2 separate regions of the Homo sapiens genome follow, and region 1 is linked to region 2. A link is an interaction called in ENCODE POLR2A ChIA-PET data of the cell type or tissue named here. Cell type or tissue: MCF 10A. All regions are shown on one strand. Links, peaks and the distances in the headings refer to the core of each region. The heading gives the core; the rest is flanking DNA.

Region 1 (4,398 bases), core at 301-4,300, 84 kb after region 2:
ATGGATATCCAGAAGGACCATATGGAATTGCAGAATTGGGATAACTCATTAGTGCACCAGTATCTCCCGTTCACTCACAAGGATTAATTTATCAGGTTAGCTGGTGGTCACCTGGTAGAGAGGAGAGGCCTTAAGCAGAAATTAAGCAGAAGGGAGGGACATTAGCTCTGGCCTAAGTTAGACAGGTCCAGATGGCTCAACTTAGCAGGAACCATGGATGGCCGGGGCCAAGTGCCAGCAACCTGTGCCAGAGCATGGACAATCTCATTTCATCTCATCAGCTGTGTTTCCAATGGAATCTTTTTTTAAGAGGAAGATTGTCCAGCAGAAATGCGATGCAAGCCGCAAATGCAAACCTCACATGTAATTTAAAATTCCTTAGTATCTACATTAAAAAAGTAAAAAGAAATAAGTGAGCTCATTGTAGATACCATTCCTAATATAGATACTATCCCTTAGTATCTACATTAAAACAGTAAAAAGAAGTGAATGAATTTAATTTAAAATGTATTTTATTTGATGTGAAACATTATTATTTGATGTAAAAAATTATCTTAACACGTGAAAAATATCGAAATATTATCTTAGCTCATGATCAATATCAACATTGTAATAGATCGTTTACATTCTTTGTTCTATTAAATCTCTGAAGCTCAGTGGTTATTTATACTTACAGCACATCTCAGTTCAGACTAGCCACATTTCAAGACCTCAACAGCCACATGTGGCCAGTGGCTGCCATATCATACAGAAGAGCTTTCAATCTGAATCTCTAGCAACATTGATTAACCTTCAACTCCTTTTTAGTCAAAAGAAAGTGAGCCACAGGATAGAACGAGCCAACGGTCCTAGAATAATCAGTAGTCAGAGAGTAGTGAGCTTTTGGCTGTTAGAATCTCTTTCCTGATAACAGATGAAGACAATAAACACCAGAAGAAGAATTTCTAGTCTTCTCTCAGTTCAATCTAACACATAATTAGTGCACATCTGTACCTGGAGCCTCTTTTCCTGTTTGTTTGGTTTTTTAAATTGTTTTCTCCTCACACATACTATATTTTATGCCCTGTGGACATATAAGCATAAAAAATTGACAGGAACTGAGTGAGATGTGGAAAATTTCATAATTTATTCAATAACATTAAAATAAAAAGCCAGTCGGGCATGGCGGCTCATGCCTGTAATCCTAGCCCTTCGGGAGGCTGAGGCGGGTAGATCACTTGAGGTCAGGAGTTTGAGACCAGCCTGGCCAACATGATGAAACCCCATCTCTACTAAAAATAGAAAAAAAAAAAAAATTAGCTGGGCATGGTGGCGAGCCCCTGTAGTCCCAGCTACTCTGGAGGCTGAGTCATGAGAATTGCTTAAACTTGAGAGGTGGAGGTTTCAGTGAGCCAAGATTGTACCACTGCACTCCAGCCTGGGCGACAGAGTGAGACTCCATCACTCTCGAAAACAAAAACAAAAAAAGAAAACATTACCATGCCCCATCCCATATTAATACATAATCTCTAATTAATAGGGAAACAGAGAATTTTGAATTACAGAAAATAAGGATTAAAAAGTCCAAAGAAAAATCATTTCAACAAAAAAGCAGTGTACTGGCCAGGCGTGGTGGCTCACGCCTGTAATCCCAGCACTTGGATCACCTGAGGTCAGGAGTTTGAGACCAGCCTGGCCAACATGGCAAAACCCTGTCTCTACTAAAAATACAAAAATTAGCTGGGCGTGGTGACACATGCCTGTAATCCCAGCTACTCAGGAGGCTGAGGAGAATTGCTTGAACCCAGGAGGCAGAGGTTGCAGTGAGCTGAGATCATGCCACTGGACTCCAGCCTGGGTGACAGAGAAAGATTCCATCCCCCCCCAAAAAAAAGCCAATGTATAAATATTTTTGCTTTCTCACCATCCTTTTTTTTTTCGGTGAAATTTCATAAAACATATTTTTTTGGCAAATGTGTTCTCATACTTATGCTTCACATGTCCGTTTATATTTTCTTTGGCATGCTCCTGGGCTATCTTTGTGTAGCTATTTGGGCAAGAACACTTTGGCCATAGGTTGCAGATGGATTTTGTTCCTCTGATTTGTTGAATAAGCAGTTCCTGCCTCTTTGGAGCTGACAACTGACCAGGAACAAGCAGACTTAAGGCAACTCATCACAGTTAGGTCTTGCAAAGCACTCAGGCTCATTTTGCTAGCCCACTGCAGCCTGGAAGAAATTCAAGGTGACTGAGAGTTGGCTACTCCCTGCATTTCTCTAACAGGTTATAATAAAAGCAAGCTGTAGACTGAAATTTGTCCCAAACAGAGACATTTGTTAAACAAATGCTTATTAGCTTACAGGCCAAAAGTTTAGATAACTAATTTGAAAGTTTGACAAAGGCCCAGTTTTCTGTCTGTTTAGGTATCCAAGTGTGTCCTTGCATGAAAAGACTACTCCAGATAAGAGCACATTCCATGGGTTGAATTCTACTGGCCTCAGGCAGCAAAAATCCACCTTGAGGCTGGGCACAGGGGCTCATGCCTGTAATCCCAGTACTTTGGGAGGCCGAGGCAGGTGGATCACCTGAGGTCAGGAGTTCAAGACCAGCCTGACCAATATGGTGAAACCCCGTCTCCACTAAAAATACAAAAATTAGCCAGGCATGGTGGCGGGCACATGTAGTCCCAGCTTCTCGGGCAGCTGAAGCAGGAGAATTGCTTGAACCCGGCAGGCGGAGGTTGCAATAGCCGAGATTGAGCCACTACCCTCCAGCCTTGGTGACAGAGCAAGACTCCGCCTCAAAAAAAAAAAAAAAAATCCACCTTAAACAAATGTCAGAAGCAAGACCAGTGGGGGGAAGCATCAGGACCATGTCTAAGAATAAAGGCTACAGGCTCTCTCATATAGCCAGTCCTTGAACAACATGGTTTGTTCAATGTCCTTAGGCTATAACATTGATGAGAAAAAAATCAATTCTTGGCCAAGGTCACTGTCTATGTGGATTCTGCACTTTCTCTCCTTGTCTGTGTGAAATCTCCCCAGGTACTGAAATTTACTCCAAATCCCAAAGATGTGCAAGGTTAGGCAAACTGATGTGTCAACTGGTCCAATCTAAGTGAGTGTGGGTGTGGCTGTGGGTGACTCCTGCAGTGGGATGGCATCCTGCCCAGGGCTGGGTCTTATCTGGCTCCGTAAGCTGCTGGGACAGGCTCTGGCCATCAGCAACCTTCAACTGGAATAAGTGCATAAATAATGATCATATTATTGTTATTCATCTCGTAAATGTCTATATAGCTCACAGTTATTTCAATGTTTTCATTTATTTCAATGTTTACTATTAGAAGTGTTTTGGTCTTTAGAAGTTTGGTGATGTTTTTGTGAACACAAACACACTGTAGGAACTTAACTCTCATTTATATCAGTTAGCCAAAACAAATTGGTTTTGTTATACCTCGTTTCACTTAAAGTCACAGTTTCCGGAAATCTATGGACACTGTTAAGTGAAGACTTACTGTAGAAGGGTGAGAAGTGTTTCTAAAATATTTTCTCCTGTCTATACATCTTGACTTCCTTTAATTTCACTAATGAGGGCTTATCGCTGGAATTCAACGTATCAGTCAACAATCCATTGTTTTCAAGCTAAAAAACCCTATTTCCAGTATTTATAAGCTAATTGAAAGGTTGGAGGGTTGATCAAGAATAGATAATAGGAACACTTATCATGGCTGCCTTCGGGCTTGGCTTTCTTCTGTTCACGGATGGCAACAAGGCCTAGGTGGCAATCCTTAAACTAATAGGAATTAGTAATTTCTGGGCCAGGTGCAGTGGCTCATGCCTGTAATCCCGACACTTTCGGAGACAGAGCTGGGTGGATCACTTGAGGTCAGGAGTTCAAGACCAGCATGACCAATATAGTGAAACCCCGTCTTTACTGAAAATACAAAACTCAGCCAGGCACAGTGGCGCACGCTTGTAGTTCCAGCTACTTGGGAGGCTGAGGCAGGAGAATCGCTTGAACTCAGGAAGCATAGGTTGCAGTGAGCCGAGATCATGCCATTGCACTCTAGTCTGGGCATCACAGCGAGACTCCATCTCAAAAAAAAAAAAAAAAAAAAAAAGGAATTAGTAATTTTATGCTGTCGCTGTCGAAGGACTCTAAAGTAGACTACAGACAGAGCCCTGTATTAGGAATAGGAGGATAGGGTCCTATGGGGAAGCCGAACAAAGGGATAGACTCTAGTCAAGACAGTAACAGAATTCCTCTCTGGGCCAGGTGCAGTGGCTCATGCCCAGCACTTTGGGAGGCAGAGGCAGGTGGATCACTTGAGCTCTCTCTCGAGTTTGAGAATTCCTCTCTGAAGTGACATTTAAACTAAGACCCGAGGCCAGGTGCAGTGTCTCATGCCTATGATCCCAA
Region 2 (4,398 bases), core at 298-4,297:
ATTTGGAAAAAATTTTTTCTCTGTCTCTTATTTCAAGTCCAGAGGTCATCTTCTCCCCACATCATTTTGACAATTTGGACAGCCTTGCCTCTTCCATGATCAGTGAAGGTTGTAGATTTCCTTTACCTGCCCGGACAGAGAAAACTTGAGTTTATGTGGCTTGTACCAATTTCGAGATTCACTCAGCCTCCTCTCATACAACCTTAGAGCTCAGTGGAATCCCCATCTTCCTCAGTTATAAAGAGATTAAATTTATCCTACTTTTAAAATGTTTTTGTAAAAGGTATTGTTTCCTTAATTTGTTTTTCAGATTGTTTGGTGCTAGTGTATAGATACACTATAATTTTTGTGTTAATTTTGTATGCTATAATTTTACTGAATTTATCTATAAATTTGAACAATTTTGGGTAAAATCTTTAGGGTTTTCTACATGTAAGATCATGTTTTCAGGAAGCAGAGAAAATTTCACTTCTTCCTTTCTTATTTGAATGTCTTTTATTTCTTTTTCTTCTCAAATTGCTTTGGACAGGACTTCTTGTATAATACTGAATAGAAATGGTGAGAGTGGGGATTCTTATCTTATTCCTGATCTTAGAGGAAGGACCTTCAACTTTTTGCTAACTGTTGAGTGTAATGTTAGCTATGGACTTGTCACACATGGATGTTGTTGTGTTGGGGAATCATTTCTTCTATTCCTAATTTGTTGAAGTTTTTATCATGAAAGAATGTTGAATTTTGTCAATGCTTTTTCTGCATCTATTGAGATGATCACATAGTTTTTGTCTTTCATTCTGTTAATGTGGTGTATCACATTTATTGATTTACATGTGTTGAATCATCCTTGAGTTGGAATAAATACAACTTGATCATAGTGAATGATCCTTTTAACGTATTTTTCAATAAAGTTTGCTAGTGTTTTGTTGAGGATTTTTGTGTCTATGTTCATCAGGAATATTGGCCTGTAATTTTCTTATCTTGTAGTGTCATTGTCTTGCTTTGGCATCAGGGTAATTCCAGCCTCATAAAATGAGTTTGAAAGTATTTCCTCCCCTTCACATTTTTAGAAGAGTTTTAGAAGAATTGGTATTTGCTCTTCCTTAAGTGTTTGATAGAATTCAGCAGTGAATTCATCTGGTCTTGGAGTTTTCCTTGATGGGAGACTTCTTATTGCTGATTCAATCTCCTTAACTCATTTTTGGTCTGCTTAGATTTTCGATTTCTTCCTGATTCAGTCTTGGTAGGTTGTACGTGTCTAGGAATTTATTTACTTTTTCTAGGTTATCCAATTTGTTAGCATATAGTTGTTCATAGTATCGTATTTTGTGCTGTCGGCTGTAATGTCTCCTCTTTTGGTTTTGATTTTATTTATTTGAGTCATCTGTTTTTCTTGTTAGTCTAGCTAAGGATTTGTCCATTTTATTTAGATTTTAAAACAATTCTTAGTTTTGTGGTCATTTGTATTTTTTTTTTTAGCTTCTATTTTATTTATTTCTGCCCAGTAATAAAGAGGAAACTGAGGCTGGAAGAGTGTAAGTGGTTCAGGCAGTGATGATATAAATATTGTCACTTACGTCTGGCCATGTATTGACATAATGATTCTTCCTACCTACGTACCTTTTCTTTTTTTTATTTTTATCTTTTTATTCATTTATTCATTTTTGAGATAGTCTCACTGTGTCGCCCAGGCTGGAGTGCAGTGGTGCAGTCCTGGCTAACTGCAACCTCCGCCTCCCGGGTTCAAGTGATTCTCTTACCTCAGCCTCCTGAGTAGCTGGGATTATAGGTGCGCGCCACCACGCCCGGCTAATTTTTGTATTTTCAGTAGAGACCGGGTTTCACCATATTGGCCAGGCTGGTCTCAAACTCCTGATCCCCTGCCTCGGCCTCCCAAAGTGCTGGGATTACAGGTGTGAGCCACCGCGCCGGGCCCTATGCACCTTTTCTGTATGTCCGCATCTTAGATTGTAAGTTCTCAAGGCTATAGGTATCTTATGTATTATTTTTCCCCACGCATCTTGGATGCCTCCCCAGAGGTGAGTAGGTGTCCTATAAATGCTTGGTGGTGGAGAGGAAACAAAGAAAAAATTGTTTCTGGAAGCAGATTTTCTGGAAATTGCCAAAGAAAGCTGTTCGGCGGTCAGAGAGTGACCATTCTTCTGTCTGAAATGGCTTTAAAGAAATCCCCCTCCCCCGGGGAATGACTCAGTGCATGCCTGCCCCTAAGCTCCCTCCAGATGCTTCCCGAGGCTCCGCAGGGGGAGGTATGATCAGTGTCACTACCAAAGATTTCTGCTTGCAGCAACAATTTTTGTTACTTTTGGCAGATATATCTAGAGGATGGCCAAGAAAGGATGTGACATAAATTCAACAATTTAATTCTGAAAACCCCGTGGTTTCAATTTTGCTCATTTCTTGTTAGAGCTTTGTTTTTCCTCTGGTCATACCAACTGGACTTCCAGGGGATTATTTCTTCTTCCAAATTGAGGACATTTTCAGAGCCAAATTTTAGGTCTTTCCTGATTTAAAGGAAAAAAAAACAACAATGAAGGGATCGTGGGCTTGGCTTTGAATAATAGCCAGGGACACTACACAAAAAGACAGCTATTATTACACTTCCTAACAAAGTAATACTATTTTTACAAAACACCTTTTTTATGATGAAGAAAAATGTAATATTTTTATGGAACCTCTACTCAGAGGTTCTCATCATAAACATAATTTTAGCTTTTGGAAGTGGAAATGGTGCAGTCTAAGGATTAGATTTTTTTTTTTCTAAAGCATATTTGGAGCTAAAGCTATGAGTAAGTGCTTGAAGGAAGGCACCTCGACCCAGTGCTCCTTGAGAAGGCCTCATGGTGAGATGAACAGAACGTTGGATATACAGTCAGGAGCTTGGCTCACTTGAGTTCTGGCCCTGAGTGACCTGGGGGAAGTTATGACATGAGTTTTCTCTTTGGTAGGAGAAGGTAATCAGGCCAAACTCACCACAGTGCTGTAAGGATACATTCAATAGGATTATAATAATAGCTAATATTTTTTGAGAGCTTAGTATGTGCTAGGCACTGTGTTGAGGGCTTAAAATATATTCTAGCATTTAATCCTCACAACAATCCTCTAATGTAGGAACTATTACTCTTCATCATCTTACAGATACAGAGACTGAGGCATAGAGAGGTTAAGTTTCTTGCTCAAGGTCTCATAGTTAGCGAGTGACGGAACCAATGGCCAGATCTGGGCAGTGTGGCTTCAGGACTGTGCTCCAATTCACTATCATGTACTTTCTTCCAAGATAATGCATGTGAGAGCATCTGACACAATGCTTGGCACATAGTAGGTATTTGATTAGTTTTCACTGGATCTGTCCAATTCAAGCACAAACCCAGCATTTCTGTATAGCCCTGAGGCCTTAGCGGCTCAATATCAGTAATACCTGTGCTGTTAAGATTCAACAAAATTGCAATAAAATGTATACAACATTGACAAAATGTCATGCTGTCACACCTAGACGAAAATAAATTCACGATAAACTATCAAAGATAAAACTGCTTTTTGAGCATCAGGGGTTTCTTTCTCCTAGTTTGATCACAACTTCTGTATCCCTTGGCCCCCTATAGTATATCATCTAATTAACAGAATCTTCTGAGTAAAGATATGTCTTCCATTAAATATGCATTTTTGAGTATCCCCTTAGCTGTTTACTGAATAAAATTGCCCTTCCTTTATTTAAGAAACATTTAACTATATCCCCTATGTCCAGGACATCATATCAAATCAATCATAAAATGATAAAGAGGAGAAGGCATATCCAATCAAAACTTGCATTTTAATGATCTAGTTGCAAATGCATATGCATAGAATTTAATGTACTGGAATATGCCTTCTTGGCAACCTATATAAGCTTAGATACCCTGAGGTGCTACTGTTCTCCGCAGCTCACTCACGTAGAAATAAGCTCCTCTAACTTCAGTCAAATGCCTTTTTGTTCAGGTTATTCTCCCTAAGGATACCAGTTCTTTTCTCTTGGGAGTTCATGACAAGACAACAAAAAGCATTTTTTGAAATGAACTGAATTTGCACTATGGGTGAGGGAGAAGCTACAATATTTTATCTAGTCATTATTTTACAATGTGTAGAGTGTTTCAGATACGGTACAGAGCTCCCGCCTTCCAGAAGCCTAGAGTCCAGAGAAGGTGTCAGCCAGCTGTGGCCCATCTGGCCCTCTACCCGTTTTTGTAAATAAAGTTTTATTAGAACACAGCCACACCCATTCATTGAATTACTGTCTGTGGCTGTGTTTGCACTAAAATGGCAGTGTTGAGTAGTAGCAAAAGACAGTCTAGGGTCCCCAAAACCTAACATATTTTTGATTTGGCCTCTTACCAAGAAACTTTGCCAACC

What was found. Peaks named below come from ENCODE experiments on the same cell type or tissue, not always from the same donor. Only the 100,000 strongest peaks of a DNase experiment are listed, where the experiment ranks them.
Region 1: POLR2A ChIA-PET joins it to region 2 with 6 read pairs; 1 of 35 experiments calls an interaction of 5 or more read pairs at or near these places.

The regions. Positions count from the first base shown.
Region 1 is chr10:29,977,156-29,981,553 of GRCh38, forward strand. No RefSeq gene overlaps it. Among named protein-coding and RNA genes, the nearest start is that of JCAD, 80 kb to the right of the region's middle. In MCF 10A, for the core only: no CTCF peak of the experiment used is centred there; DNase peaks (open chromatin) are centred at 2,036 and 3,126.
Region 2 is chr10:29,893,397-29,897,794 of GRCh38, forward strand. No RefSeq gene overlaps it. Among named protein-coding and RNA genes, the nearest start is that of JCAD, 160 kb to the right of the region's middle. In MCF 10A, for the core only: no CTCF peak of the experiment used is centred there; a DNase peak (open chromatin) is centred at 2,235.